Regions from separate parts of the Homo sapiens genome. Here region 1 is linked to region 2. A link is a contact called in ENCODE Hi-C or POLR2A ChIA-PET data. All regions are on one chromosome and are shown on one strand. Each heading gives the region's core, a stretch centred on a gene start or an enhancer-like site at or near the end of the contact. The rest is flanking DNA. Distances are from core to core; before and after follow the strand shown.

What was found. A loop is a pair of places that touch in the nucleus more often than their neighbours do. ChIA-PET counts read pairs that join two places held with the same protein, here RNA polymerase II (POLR2A). Pooled maps may share reads with other maps.
Region 1: a map of PC-9 shows a loop between it and region 2 (6-fold over the local background). The contact joins the promoter of LNPEP here to the enhancer-like site in region 2. A Hi-C loop is called at or near these places in 5 of 168 maps with a recorded cell type or tissue (Caco-2, IMR-90, MCF 10A and 2 more) and 10 of 50 pooled maps. POLR2A ChIA-PET finds 5 or more read pairs at or near these places in 2 of 52 experiments (A673 and AG04450).

The regions. Positions count from the first base shown.
Region 1 is chr5:96,934,120-96,941,200 of GRCh38, reverse strand. LNPEP (leucyl and cystinyl aminopeptidase) reads right to left here and starts at 5,121. Exons shown (of 18, transcript NM_005575.3): 1 at 5,027-5,121. The coding sequence starts at 5,045. LOC124901030 reads left to right here and starts at 5,126. Exons shown (of 1, transcript XM_047417984.1): 1 at 5,126-7,081. The coding sequence starts at 5,126. The coding sequence ends at 5,830. It also overlaps a transcript of ERAP1 not described here. RefSeq lists silencers at 4,588-4,667, 4,798-4,867, 5,808-5,877, 6,318-6,437 and enhancers at 5,458-5,767, 6,068-6,207, 6,518-6,647, 6,708-6,917.
Region 2 is chr5:96,612,494-96,619,630 of GRCh38, reverse strand. All of the region lies in intron 4 of LOC101929710 (a long non-coding RNA gene), which reads right to left. It also overlaps a transcript of CAST not described here. Among named protein-coding and RNA genes, the nearest start is that of CAST, 46 kb to the left of the region's middle. Within about 2 kb of position 5,455, at least 17 of the 41 ENCODE cell types and tissues checked have a DNase peak (open chromatin) inside an H3K27ac peak, as active enhancers do; they include A673 and PC-9, where a contact is called at or near this core.

The sequences.
Region 1 (7,081 bases), core at 3,872-6,371, 320 kb before region 2:
AGGAGCACGAACCCTATTGTGAACTGCGCATGTGAGGGATCTAGGTTGTGTGCTCCTTTTGAGAATTTAATGCCTGATCTGTCACTGTCTCCCACCACTCCTAGATGGGACTGTCTACTTGCAGGAAAACAAGCTCAGGGCTCCCACTGATTCTACATTATGGTGAGTTGTATAATTATTTCATTGTATATTACAATGCAATAATAATAGAAATAAAGTGCACAATAAATATAATGCACTTGAGTCATCCCCAAACCTTCTCCCCTTTAGAATATATCACAAACTAGAAAGTATACATACATCCCCCCGACTGTGGTCCCTGGTCCCGAAAAGTTTGGGGACTGCTGCCCTACAGTTTTCAAGTCATGAGGTGACTAATTGACAAAACATAGCTGCACTGACCTCACCTCGACTGCCAAGAACCACAGGCCTCATCTAGGTCCATCCCAACATCTGGGGTAATCTTGGCTAAACTCTTTCAAATCTCAATTTCCTAATGTTTTCATAGACAGGGTTAATACTGCTGTTTCCTAATAGGAGTATTACACTAAATTAGTAGACATGCAAACAGTTATGAACAGTTTCTGTACATTTATTTCATAATTAGAATACTGTCTTAGACAAAACTTTATTGCTTTTTTATTTCTTCTGTGTTTCCATATTTCATATTAGCATGACAACAAAACTAGGTTCTTCTATTCATTTCTCTTATTTAGGTAAGCATTATCTGATGACGAGGTTGTGGGTTTTTTTTTTTTAATGTAACTGTGTCTAGCAGAAAATCTACTTGTAAATGGGCATTCAAAAGATAGCTGTATGATTGAATTACTGAGCAGAAAATTACCACTTATTTTCTATATAATTTCCTTATAACCAATCTCTCTGGTTATCTATCTTTCAGGCTGAGTTCTCAAGGATAACCTACAGATAAATGATAATCACCGGTTATAAGAGTTTCTAAAATATGCTGTTTTTATGCATGTATCAAGACAGTTTTTGGAAACTGGCAAGTAATAGCAAAGAACTTTTCTACCACTAGTTTCCAGTTAAAAACTGGGCTGTTTCTAGCTATAGCTTTAACCCTAGATTGTTAGTGATGCTAACACTTAATTCCTAACAGTCTTATTTCCCCCAAATAAAATTAAAAACTTAAGACAGAAAGATAAAAACAGGATTTAACTTATATTCCATCACACAGAGAAACTATGAGCTCCTATTTCTTAAGAGTTGTCTTTCAATGTGGAAATTTATCATAGAGCAAAAGAAAAATAAAAACAAAATGTGGTATGCTCACATTTTTGAGAAGTGATGCTAAAAATTTTTTTTTAAAAAGACTCACATATCTATAGAACAATTGTTATTTGTAAGATTAAAAGATGGAATCACAATTTTATACTGTATTACAACCCACAAATATCTCATTTGTTGCCCAGACTTCCCATTTTTGAAGTTGAAAAATACTTTCAACTGGATACCAATCTGAACATGAAAGCAAAAATAATTTTTTAAGACAACTAAGTCCTCCTTGTTTGATTATGCACCACACTGCGGTAATAAAAGTGATTCATAGGACCTACATTCATATGAAAAAAAAAACTATTTATGTTTTCAGTTCTGGGACCTCAAAATGCCAAAATACCAACCTTTAGATATACTTTAGAATATATCACAAACTAGAAAGTATATATACTTTCAGCTGGGCGCGGTGGCTCATGCCTGTAATCCCAGTACTTTGGGAGGCTAAGGTGAGCGGATCACTTGAGGTCAGGAGTTCACCTGGCCAACATGGTGAAACCTCATTTCTACTAGAAATACAAAAATTATTTGGGCATGGTGGCGGGCGCCTGTAATCCCAGCTACTCGGGAGGCTGAGGCAGGAGGATCACTTGAACCCGGGAGGCAGAGGTTGCAGTGAGCTGAGATTGTGCCACTGCACTCCAGCCTGGGCAACAGAGTGAGACTGTGTCTCAAAAAAAAAAAAAAAGAAAGTATACATACTTTCTAGTATGTATTTCATATATAATCAGACCTCCTTAATCAGATTCTGAGGGTGAACCTTAGCATTTGCATTTCTTAAGATGAATTTAAGTTTTTACAAAATATACCAACCCTGCATGCAAATGAAGACAAAAATCTGGATAAACATCAAAGAATTATTTAATCTAATATCTCTAACCAAAAAAGCAGATAGTTGCCTTCAATTTTTTTTTTTTTTTGTAATATACAAATCACTATTACTTAACAGTTTTACCTCTACCTGCCTAATAAGACATAATCATTATTGCCAAAACAATCTTAAGTACTGGTCCAGCACATCTCTCTTCATAAAAAAAGCCACCAAAGATCCAAACCCAGACCAGATGTCCAGACTTCAACATAATAGCAATCCCTCCCAAGGACAAAGCCAAAAATAGATCCTGAGCTAAATGGGAATTCCTAGCACTAAGATCCATCCTTATAAGCCCTTTCCAGGGATATGCATTTTAAATGGGTTGCAGAAGTATGTTACCTGAACAGGTTAACATAGGATATTCATCAAATGAACCAATTATCAACAGGTAGAGAGCAGGGCCCAACAAAAATAGGTCATACCAGTGGCAACTTTGGACAGAAAACAGGGAAACTACAAAAAAAACGTACTGGAATAGATGAGTATTGAAGGCTAGAGTGACAAGATATAAGCTAAATTCACTTCCTTTACAAATGCATAGGTCAGTAGATGGAACCACTGACAAGATTTTAACTAAAAGATATGTGGTCCTAAATTACTGAAACTGTTTTTTGTTAAGCTCATACACCTCTCTACATATATAGGGATACATGAAAAAGTGTAAGTGGGAAAGATTCCATTAAAAGAGGATGAACGTGTAACAAAATCCAATACCAGGCTTGATAAATCTTGCAATCATAAATTCTATGGATAATGAAATACTCTGCATCATCACACCCAGACCAATGGGAGCATTATACATGCATTATTTTTTGTACTCAAAAGGATGAAGTATATAACTGTCTACTGTACCATGTCATTTGAAAACACTAGAAAATTCTACAGCAATCCTTCAAAAGTTTTCAAATAAATACCCTGTCCATCTTAAACCTGAAAAGCACTTCAAATTGCTAACATTTAATTTCTTATTGACTGTAGATATTGTCGTTTCTGTTTTCCTTGTAAAAGGATGCTAAATAAGGCTCCAAGGAGTGATTGCTACATTAACCAAAATTATGCACTGCCAAGCTGTCTCCAGCATCAACTCTGAAAGATAGGAAAGAATCAGAAATCCAATTTCCTACATGAAAGTTGAAGCATTGCTTCTTTTTTTGTTCTCTTCTGTGGGATTTTTCCATTGTCCTCCCAAATGTGACAGTTTGCAAATACCCACATCTAGAAGCAATCTAGAAGCATATTCTATAAGAGAAAAGACACCAATTTTAAAACTTGAGAAAGTACTTTAATTCTGTAGGCAAAGGTTCAGCAAATCAGCTAGCACTAATCTTGACCAAATGGGTGAGTCAGCCTCATCACAGAGATTTTTTTTTTAATTTAGATGAAATTTCACATTTAAAAACATGGTAACTCCAAGCATTCTTCCAAAAACAAAGAATGAACATTGGAATAGTCACTTACAAGGACTTAACGACTTGTATTAAACATATTTTACACTAAAGTACTAGATGGTCTCTAGTTCATTTTAGCTCAAACCTTCCTTAATTCTTCGAGTAACTTCACCAGACTATTCTTTAAGTCTTAGTAATTACAAATAGAACCTGAATGAGAAAGAAAATTCAGAATTAAAGTTGTTATCAGTAAGCCTAATTAAACAGTGCAGACAGAAAGATGGCAGTAGAATAAAGCATTCTACATTAGGAATAGGGAGAATATAATCAGTAGTTCACAGCCCCATGAATGAAGCACAGCATACAACAAAGTCTGGCTGGGATTTGGGATAAAGTGGACAATATCTGTCTGCTCTTGAGTGGTAACTAACAAACTAAACAGGGATATAGACTGTGGCCCCTATTAATGTGATACTGTACCTGAAGTAACCAACCACACTCAGCAAAACATGTCAACCAGAGACTGAATCCTCTTTTAGTGAGTCGTCTCCCTTACTGGCAGTTTTCCTACTTTCTATCTTAAAAGGGAATCCACACACTCAACACCGCAAAACGGTAAGACATCTCACCCCTATATTGTGGCTCTGGCACTTCTGGTCCGCACAAAAGCCATGGTTCTAACTAGGGTGGGATTTATGCTCCCCGTTCAGTGAAGGGCTGTGGCTGTTTGCAGGGTGCAGGCTCCCTGCGTTGACTCTCGCTTCCTGTCACACAGTGGTATCACCACCGTGACGGACCCTTGACATTAACAAGTCTTTGACTGAAAAACTGATGTGATCTGCAGCCAGTGAGGGGATGCGTGGTGGCCCTGCCGAGTACCTCGGCAGGGTCAGGAGGGTGGCACTGTGGCCAGGCACCTCCGCGGCACCGAGCGAGGTGAGCAAGCCTTTCCTGAAGTTTCCCTTCCTTCCACAACATTAACCTGCCAAGCCTCCCACCCCCACCCCGCCCTATTAGGAAAAGTCACGCCGGCAGCTCACTGAAGGGCAGGGGGACAGCTCCTGGCGCCCCACAAAAGTTGGGCTCGGCAGCTGCCACAACTTAACGCTCCTACAGGAGAGTCGGGCCGACACCGCCTCCTCCGGGGGCAAACCTGAGCTGCCAACTTTCCCACTGCCCACTCCTCTGCGCACAGCAGCCCAAACTTTGCTGTTTGCCCACCGGCCGCACCCCGGGCGAGCGGCGGCGGCGCTGACCTTCAAGCCAGCCCCGGGTCCCGCACTGGCCGCCGCCCGCCCCCCGAACCTCCCTGCCTCCCCCAGATCCCCTCTCCCTGCCTCCCTCAGCCCTCGTGGGAAGCCCGCGGTGTTGGGGGAGACGGCTGCAGCCCGACCCCGCGTGTCACGACTGCCCACGACCCTCAGGGCTCCGGAGAGCCCGGGTCCCGGCGCCTCGGCAGCCCACTCACCATTGGTGAAGGGCTCCATTTTCCCCCCGCCGCGGCTCCTTACAGCCGGAGCGCCCGAGCTTCCTACTCCGAGAGCTGAGGCGGCCCAGCTGACTGAGCATGCCCAGCGCGGCCTCCAAGGGCTGCCAGGGAGGTGCCGCGAGGGGCGGCGCCGCTCCGCCGTTCCGGGTTTTCGTGGCAGCTGCAGAAAGAGCGAGGGAAGCAAGAGGGAAAAGCACAGTCAAACCCCCTGCTGCTCCGTGGACAGGCGAGGTGGGAGCGGGTTCGCGCTGGGGGCGGGGCCTAGGCGGGGCCGGGAAAGCCCAGCCCCTACCTGAAGTGGACCCGGCTGCGGCGCTCTCCCCGGCCGGGAACGGTGTTCAGTCACTCAACAAATGTGGAGCCCTACTGCGACCCGCCCGATCCCGGACGCCGAGACACCCGCACTGCGCCAGAAAATCATGGTCCCAGTCCCAGGAGCGGACATTCCAGAAACAGACCATAAATAAACACAGAAGACACACGAGTGTAAAGTCAGTGCCCCGCTGCGAATTAAATCGGGGTGATGTGATGGCGAGTGAGTGGGTAGTTAATTCGGATGGCTTGGTTAGACGAGGCCTCGCTGAGCAGGTGCCACTGAAGCCGAAGTCTGAAGGCAGAGCAGGAACCTGCGGGCGAAGGTCGCTATCTGAACCGCGAATCGCTGGTTTCCCTGGGGAGGTTGGCCGCGGAGGGATCACTGCTCGAAGGACCGAGGGAGCGGGCGCTGTAGGTGTTTTCGGCAGAGATGCCCGCCCGCATCAGAGTGCCTCAGGAGGGCGGTGAGGAGGAGACGGAAGAGAGGGCGGGGACCTCGCAGGGCCGAGGGCGCCCTGGGGTCCAGTCCCGGGGCTGGCGGCTGCCTTGCGGCCTCTAGGTGCGGGCGGATAACAAAACCCGGCGCCGGATCGCCCGGCCCGGGTCGCGGGCGCCGCAGGATGTGGGCAGAAGGCCCGCCTGTTCCGAGCCTTAAATCAACACCTGCGGTTCCCGGGGGTGCTACCACTGGGGCCCGCAGCAAGGCTCCGCGGCGCTAGGCCCGAGAAACCGAAACTCCCCTAGTCGCCCCTGCCCCCCAGCACTCGCGCCATTGCCTCCAGCCCCGAGCCACCATTGTTTCCAGTGCCAAATCGGGCAGCCCCGCTAGCCTCCGAGGCCGAACCGCCAGGGGCCCCATAAGCCCCGAGGAGGCTCGTCGGGAACCGCTTCCTTATCCTCTCGGTATGCGCATCGCCACCACCCTCGCTGCAGAGGCCGCCGCCCTCCCAGCGCGCCATCACCGCCTCCTCTGCCTCTTCCCCTCCCTCAGCCCCGGCCCCTGCATTGACTTGGCTCGGGCTGCGCCTCACTGCGCCTGCCAACTGTCACACGCTCTGAGGCTTTCAACAGCGGGGCGCCAGGGACAAACAAGCCGCGGCAAGCGCAAACAGCCTGCTCAAACAGGGACGGCCAGGGTGTTGTTTGACCAGCACTGGAATTGGAAACTAGGTTTCGAAGAAGTCAAATCGAAGTACAATATTGTATTTTAAACTGCCTGTTGTTATTACATCCCTCACAACGCACGCTCTACTTGAAACTTCCAGTGGATACCAACTGCACTTAGAATAAAAAATGAAACTCCTTGCCTAACTCTGGGACCTCATCAGCACATACTCACCATATTTTGGTAACAAAGGCCTTCATGCTGTTCCCGGAAGTCGCCAAGTTCCATCCATCATTGTTAATAATTCCTTTTGCTCGCTCCTCGCACAAGAACTGTTTCTTCTGCTTAGTGCTTTGCCTACTGATTCCATCTTGTCATTTAAGTCTCGGCTCAAATGTCACCTCTGCAAAGAACCCTTGTCTGACCATACATCTAAAATAGCCACAAACACTCTATAAAGACTTGGCCTTGCTTTATTTCCTTCTCAGCACTCATCACTGTCTGAAACAATGTTTTGGATTTGTTGCTTATTATCAGTCTCCCTTCTCAAGAATGCAAGCTTTGTGAGGGCAGAGTCGTAATCTTTTTTAAGGCTGTATCCCCAATGCCTGGGT
Region 2 (7,137 bases), core at 4,206-6,705:
CTTCGCAGTGAGCGTTACAGCTCATAAAGGAAGCGCAGACCCAAACAGTGAGGAACAGCAAGATTTATTGCAAAAAGCAAAAGAACAAAGCTACCACACTGTGGAAGAGGACCCAGCAGGTTGCTGCTGCTAGTTCGGGCAGCCTGCTTTTATTCCCTTATCTGGCCCCACCCACATCCTGCTGATTGGTCCATTTTACAGACAGCTGATTGGTTCATTTTACAGAGAGCTGATTGGTCCATTTTACAGAGAGCTGATTGGTCCATTTTGACAGGGTGCTGATTGGTGTGTTTACAATCCCTGAGCTAGACACAGAGTGCTGATTGATGCGATGCATTTACAATCCTCTAGCTAGACATAAAAGTTCTCCAAATCCCCACTAGATTAGCTAGGCAGAGCACTGATTGGTGCGTTTACAAACCCTTAGGTAGATACAGAGTGCTGATTGGTGCATTTACAATCCCTGAGCTAGACACAGAGTGCTGATTGGTGCATTTACAATCCTCTAGCTAGACATAAAAGTTCTCCAAGTCCACACTAGATTAGCTAGACACAGAGCACTGATTGATGCGTTTACAAACCTTTAGCTAGACACAGAGTGCTGACTGATGCATCCATGAACCCCAAGCTAGATACAGAGTGCTGATTGGTGCATTTACAATCCTCCAGCTAGACATAAAAGTTCTCCAAGTCCCCACTCGACTCAGGAGCCCAGCTGGCTTCACCTAGTGGATCCTGTGCCGGGGCTGCGGGCAGAGCTGCCTGCCAGTCCTGCGCTCAGAGCAGGGGGCAGCGCCTGTCGGGGAGGCTCAGGTCCCCCGGGAGCCCACGGGGTGGGGGAGGCTCGGGCATGGTGGACTGCAGGTCCCGAGCCCTGCCCTGCAGGGAGGCAGCTGAGGCCCGGCAAGAATGCGAGCTATTTGAGGGTGGCGTCAGTGAGCCGGCACTGCTGGGGGACCCAGCGCACCCTCCACAGCTGCTGGCCCAGGTGCTAAGCCCCTCACTGCCTGGGGCCAGCCCGCTGCCCCGAATGCGAGGCCTGCCAAGCCCGCAACCACCTGGAACTTGCGCTAGCTCGCGAGCGCCATGCGCAGCCCCGGTTCCCACCCGTGCGTCTCCCTCCACACCTCCCTGCAAGCTGAGGGTGCTGGCTCCAGCCTCAGCCAGCCCAGAGAGGGGCTCCCACAGTGCAGTGGCAGGCTGAAGGGCTCCTCAAGCATGGCCAGAGTGGACACCGAGGCCGAGGAGGTGCTGAGAGCAAGCAAGGGCTGCTAGCACGTTGTCACATCTCACTAAGACCAGGAGAATACCAGGCAAACCAGGATGGCTTTTCACCCTAGCCTGACTGCAAAGCTCTGTTACATTATCTTTAAGCCAAGAAGCACAGAGCTCAGATAGATCTCCCAGGAGGGCAAAGGACTCTCAAGAATATCCTAAGATGCTCAACATTTACCTTCTGCCTGAAAATCTGTTCTCCTCTCTGCAAGTGGGCCCTGGAGTTAGCCCTGTAGGACTGCGTGGATGGAGCTAAAGTCTCTGATCTGTTTTCCCATTCTAAGCCAAGCTCCTGCCACTGGCCCCCCTCAGTTAACACCCCTAGAAGATCCTTGTCCTGTGTGGAGAGCAGAGCCTTGTCCTATGTGGGACAGACCCCTGGTTCCTGTCCAGCTAGGCAAATGCTATTCCTTCCAGCTGAAGTAATCTCCAAATCCTCCTCCCTCCTTAAGACACCAGATAGAACTGCTTAAAAAATTAGAATAACCTCTACATCTTCCTAGTAAAATCCTTTCTCCTAAGAGTGTTTTTTTTTTTTTTTTTTTTTTTTTTTTTTTTTTTTTTTAGATGGAATTTTGCTCTGTTGCCCAGGCTGGAGTGCAGTGGTGTGATCTTGGCTCAATGCAAGCTCCGCCTCCCGGGTTCACGCCATTATCCTGCCTCAGCCTCTCGAGTAGCTGGGACTACTGGCACCCACCACCATGCCTGGCTAATTTTTTTTTGTATTTTTAGTAGAGACGGGGTTTCACTGTGTTAGCCAGGATGGTCTCGATCTCCTGACCTTGTGATTCGCCCGCCTTGGCCTCCCAAAGTGCCGGGATTACAGGCATGAGCCACCGTGCCCGGCCTCCTAAGAGTTTTAAAAGCAATATTATTGATGCCTGCATAAAGATTAAAATATACAAACTTCAGGTGAATAATGTCCAAGCTCTGTCCCTTTCTTTTTTTAGCTTGTCCTTTAGTAAATGATGACAATGGCATTTTGTAGGTGTTTTCCAATTTGAATATACCCAAATAATCGCCATTTTTGTTGGGGGTTCCTAGCCTGAGGTTTCTAGATAGGACTTGGGGGGATAAATGAACCCTACCTAAAGTTGTGTGCCCTGTTGTGTGTGTGTGTGCTCTTTTATAGGGCAAGAGTCTGTAGCTTTTACTACATTCTCAGAGCAGTCAGTGATTTAGAGATAGTTGAAAATCACTGGTGGAGAATTAACAAAAAATCAACTTGGGAATTTTTAAATAAAAGGTGTCTTTATTTTATAAAGTGATTCACAGTAGCAACCTGTCCCAGTGTGTTAGCCTATGATTCAAGCAATGGCCTTGATGTGTCAACGGATTAAGACAGAGCCATAAGAAAGGTGTGGTCAAGGCAGCAACAGGGAAGTGCGGCTGAAAGCTCCAGGGCACCATGCCCTGCCCTGCCATGAGAGAACCAGAGGCTTCGGACTCAGAGAAAAGAGTCCTGGGGTCCAAAACCCACTACCAAAAATTTTTTTGATAATCTTGGCCAGTGGTCAAGATGCTTGGTGTCTTATTTCTGGTGTATATGTATATGTATATGTGTGTGTGTGTGTGTGTGTGTGTGTGTGTGTGTGTGTGTGTATATATATAGAGAGAGAGAGAGAGCGAGCGAGCGCTTGGTGTCTAAGAGGCCACACATTGGACCCTGGACCTCAGTTTTAAGTTCATACCCCAACTCCACATCCTGTAGCCACATGATTTTGGAGAAGTACCCTGACCTGCTAAGCTGCTGTTCTCTTCCCTGTAAAGTGAAGATGGTACCAGTGCCTACCTCAGAGAATCTTGGTGAGGATGGAGTGTGATGATACATGCAAGTTAATTAGCAATACAGTCTGTGCCACATCAATGTCCCAGGCACTAAAGTGGATGGTGGCCATACATGAGGCTGGAATTCCTGACTTCTAGAAGCTTCTTGTCAGGAGGAACCTACTTGGTTGCTTTCTGTCTCTGACTCTTCAGTAGGACCTCACAGGCTGGAGAAGGGTTAAGGGAGGGGCTCCCTTAGGACACTGCCCTACAGAGCATCACTTCCATGCTTAGATGAACATCTTCTAGAGCTATGGATGAAGATTTAACACTTGGAGCCTGAGATGTAAACTGTGATGGTTAATACTGAGTGTCAACTTGATTGGATTGAAGGATGCAAAGTATCGATCCTGGGTGTATCTGTGAGGGTGTTGCCAAAGAAGATTAACGTTTGAGTCAGTGGGCTCGGAAAGACAGACCCACCCTTAATCTGGGTGAACACGAACACCATCTAATCAGCTGCCGGCATGGCCAGAATATAAAACAGGCAGAAAAACGTGAAAAGACTAGACTGGCCTAGCCTCCTAGCCTACATCTTTCTCCTGTGCTGGATCCTTCCTGCCCTTGAACATTGGACTCCCAGTTCTTCAGTTTTGGGACTCAGACTGGCTTCCTTGCTCCTCAGCTTGCAGATGGCCGATTGTAGGACCTTGTGACCATGTGAGTTAATACTCCTTAATAAACTCTAATATATATTTACCCTATTAGTTCTGGTTGTCAAGAGAACCCTAATACCAGAACATTTACACTTGCCCTAGTATAAGTCACTGAGTCTCAGTGGCATGGACCTGTTCTCGGGACCCCTCTTTCCCAGCAAATGCTTGAAGCAAGAACCATTAAATAATAGGACGGCTGATAATCTCCTGATTCCCTACTCACTACCATACACCTCCACCTGACCCCTCTTAGGCTCCCTGGCCTCCTTCCCTGGGGCCTGGCGTGGTGGAGCAGGTTGAATTCTCCCTCAATGTGCGTCTCAGCCAAGGACAGCCCACAGAATCCTTGTCTGTTTCATTCTCCCTGTTGCCATTGGCACATTAGCAAAGCAATCTGATAGACTGGACTATGTGAACACACTCTGGGAGACAGCCCTGTGCAGCAGCACAGACAGTGCTGACTGAGTCAATGGGAGAGATGGTTATGGCAGAGTAAGGGGAGAGGAGGAAGTGAGACCTGCCTAGGGACTGCCAAATGCCATCCTGTACAGCTGCTCTTTGGCTTACGATGGGATAAACTTACTGGAAATAGAAAATATTGTAAGTCAAAAATGCACTTAATACACCAAAGCTGCTGAACATCATAGTTTAGCCTAGCTTACCTTAAATATGCTCCAACAATTACAATAGCCTGTGGTTGGGCAAATCATCTAACACAAAGCCTGTTTTATAATAAAGTGCTGAATATCTCATGTAATGTATTGAATATTGTACTGAAATTGAAAAACAGAATTGAATTGCTGTATGGGTACTCCAAGTACAGCTTCTACTGAATGCATATGATTTCTGCACCATCGTAAAGTTCAAAAATCTTAAGTTGAACTATTGAAATTTGGGGGCTGCCTATACTAGGCTAAAGCCTACTCACAGCTCACTCAAGGCAGCGCTGAGGGCCTCCCCAGTGCCCAAATTATTGCTTTTAAGTAACTAAAAGGCAAGAGAATATAATGAACTCATTAGCCTTCTTAGTGACAGGTGCCTCATTTTACCAAGCTTAGGGTGGGAGCAGTACAAGATGATGGATCCTTTTCATAATTCAACTATATATATATATTCAGTTTTTAAAAAGAAAAAAAGCACTGAGGAAGAGGGGTAATCTGGCACCCCTGGGGAGAGGCTGGGCCTAGGCTTTGGATGGAGGTGGGTCCCTGGCATTATTCTTGGATTTCCTCTGAATCTTTGGACTCTGTTTCAGGTTTATCTGCCTGAATAGCTTCCCGTTCCCCACAGTGAATGAATCATTTCCTCTTCTAATCCCCTGCCAAACATTTCAAATCATGTTTCCTTTTCTTGGTTAAGTACCTAAATTGAACTCACTGTGATGAAAAAGCAACCCATGGAAAACAGTTTTCATTCTCATTTATAAGCCTCCTGCCATAAGGTTTTTGGGAGAAGCTCGTGGGCATGTCCCGGCTGGATGCTTTTGCTGAAAATCCCTTGTCAACACTGAGGCGCTGTAGTAGGTAAGATTGCACACAGCATCAGGAGTGAAAGGCCCTGATTCTGATTCACTTCACCGCAATAACCTAACGAGTCAGGCATTTGCCAACAGCTAACACTCCATCCAGAGGGAAATGGAATCATTTGAGACAAAATGATGAGCTTCTGCTGCCATCTGGTGGAGTTCTCACCTTTAATCATGTTAATTAAAGGGTTCCTCACCAGAAAATGCTGTAGAGTTAGTGGTGGTTCTGGAAGGGGTTCCTTGGACCGGCAGCATTTGTATTACCTGGTCACTTACTGCTGATGATATATTGTTAGTTACTTTATACCTTAGATTCCTTCATTACAAAATAGACATAAAACATCTAACTCATAGGGCTGTGAGGATACCCAGCCTCACAATGCAGATAAATGAACAACAATTTAAAAAACAGTATAAGGCACCCAGTATTAAATCTAACAAAAGATGTGCAATTATTTTAAAAAGTATAAAATTTCATTGAAAGACATTTGGGAATACCTAAATATTTGCAGGCTCCACCCCAGACCTACAGGATTAAGATGTACATTGTAATAGAAGTCCCAGGTTATTTGTATAGAGAATAAAGTTTGAGGTACTTAACGTTTTCTCCAGGGAGATAGGTAGTTACTATTGTTGTTGTTGTTTTGTGCCTTTGAATACCCTTAAGTTGTTTCATTTAAAAATGCTTTAAAGACAATCATCAGAAGACAGAGTATGGATTGGAGGTTAAGAACACAGAATTTGGGGTCAGATAGAACTTGTTTTGCATCCCGTCCCCATCACTGACTACTGATAACATGGTGAGTTACTTAATCTTTCTGGACCTTAGTTTCCTTAGCTAGAAAATGAACGTGAAAATATCTAACTCATAGGGTTGTGAAGACTTAAACAGAAAATACAGATAGCACAAATAGTAGTATTACAAAATCTGAAGTACCTAGTATTAAATCTAACAAAGGATGTGCAAATATGAAAAAAGTATGAAATTTCATTGAAAGACCTTCGAGAATACTTAAATGAAAGGAGAGATGAAACCATGTTCAAGGATAAGAAGAAAACTGTCATTCATCTTCAAATCCATCTATTCTAATGCAATTCAAATTATAACCTCAACTGGATTTTTATTGCTGAACTTGACAAGCTTATTTCAAAATTTGAATGGAAGAAAACAGCTAGGAATAGAAAATTCTGAAAGAGAAGAAGATGGAGAGGGTCACTCTACCAGATATCAAGACTTATTATAAAACTATAGTAGTTCAGGCAGTGTGCTATTGGCACAGTGATGGATGACTTGCCAGTGGAACAGAATAGAGAGTTCAGAAAGAGACTCATACATATTTGGAAATTGGATACATGAAGCAGTGGCATTACAAATCAATAGAACATGCATGGGCTAACTGATAAACATTAATTGGTTACCCACAGAGAAAAATTACATGTACTGTGTATTTACACATGTATATATGTGTGTATGTATGTATATATGTGTGTATATTTATTTAGACTTCTTGTTTATATCATACACAAAGATAAATTGTTACCCCGTTGATAAGAGATCTAAACATCTAAAGCAAAACTAAAATAAGTTTGAGGAAAATGCAGAAGAATTTTTGCATAATCTCAGTGTAAGAAAGAGCATATTAACAAAATCCAGTAAACCAAAATTATAAAGTAAAAGATTTGATATATTTGATTAGATTAAAACGTATTTATTTCTTTAAACCGGTACAAGTGCAGATTTCTCTGTTTTTGTTTTATTTTCTTCAAATTTTAGATTCAGCGGGTATGTATGCAGGTTTGTTACGTGGATATATTGTGAAATGCTGAGGTTTGGGCTTCTATTGAACCCAACAC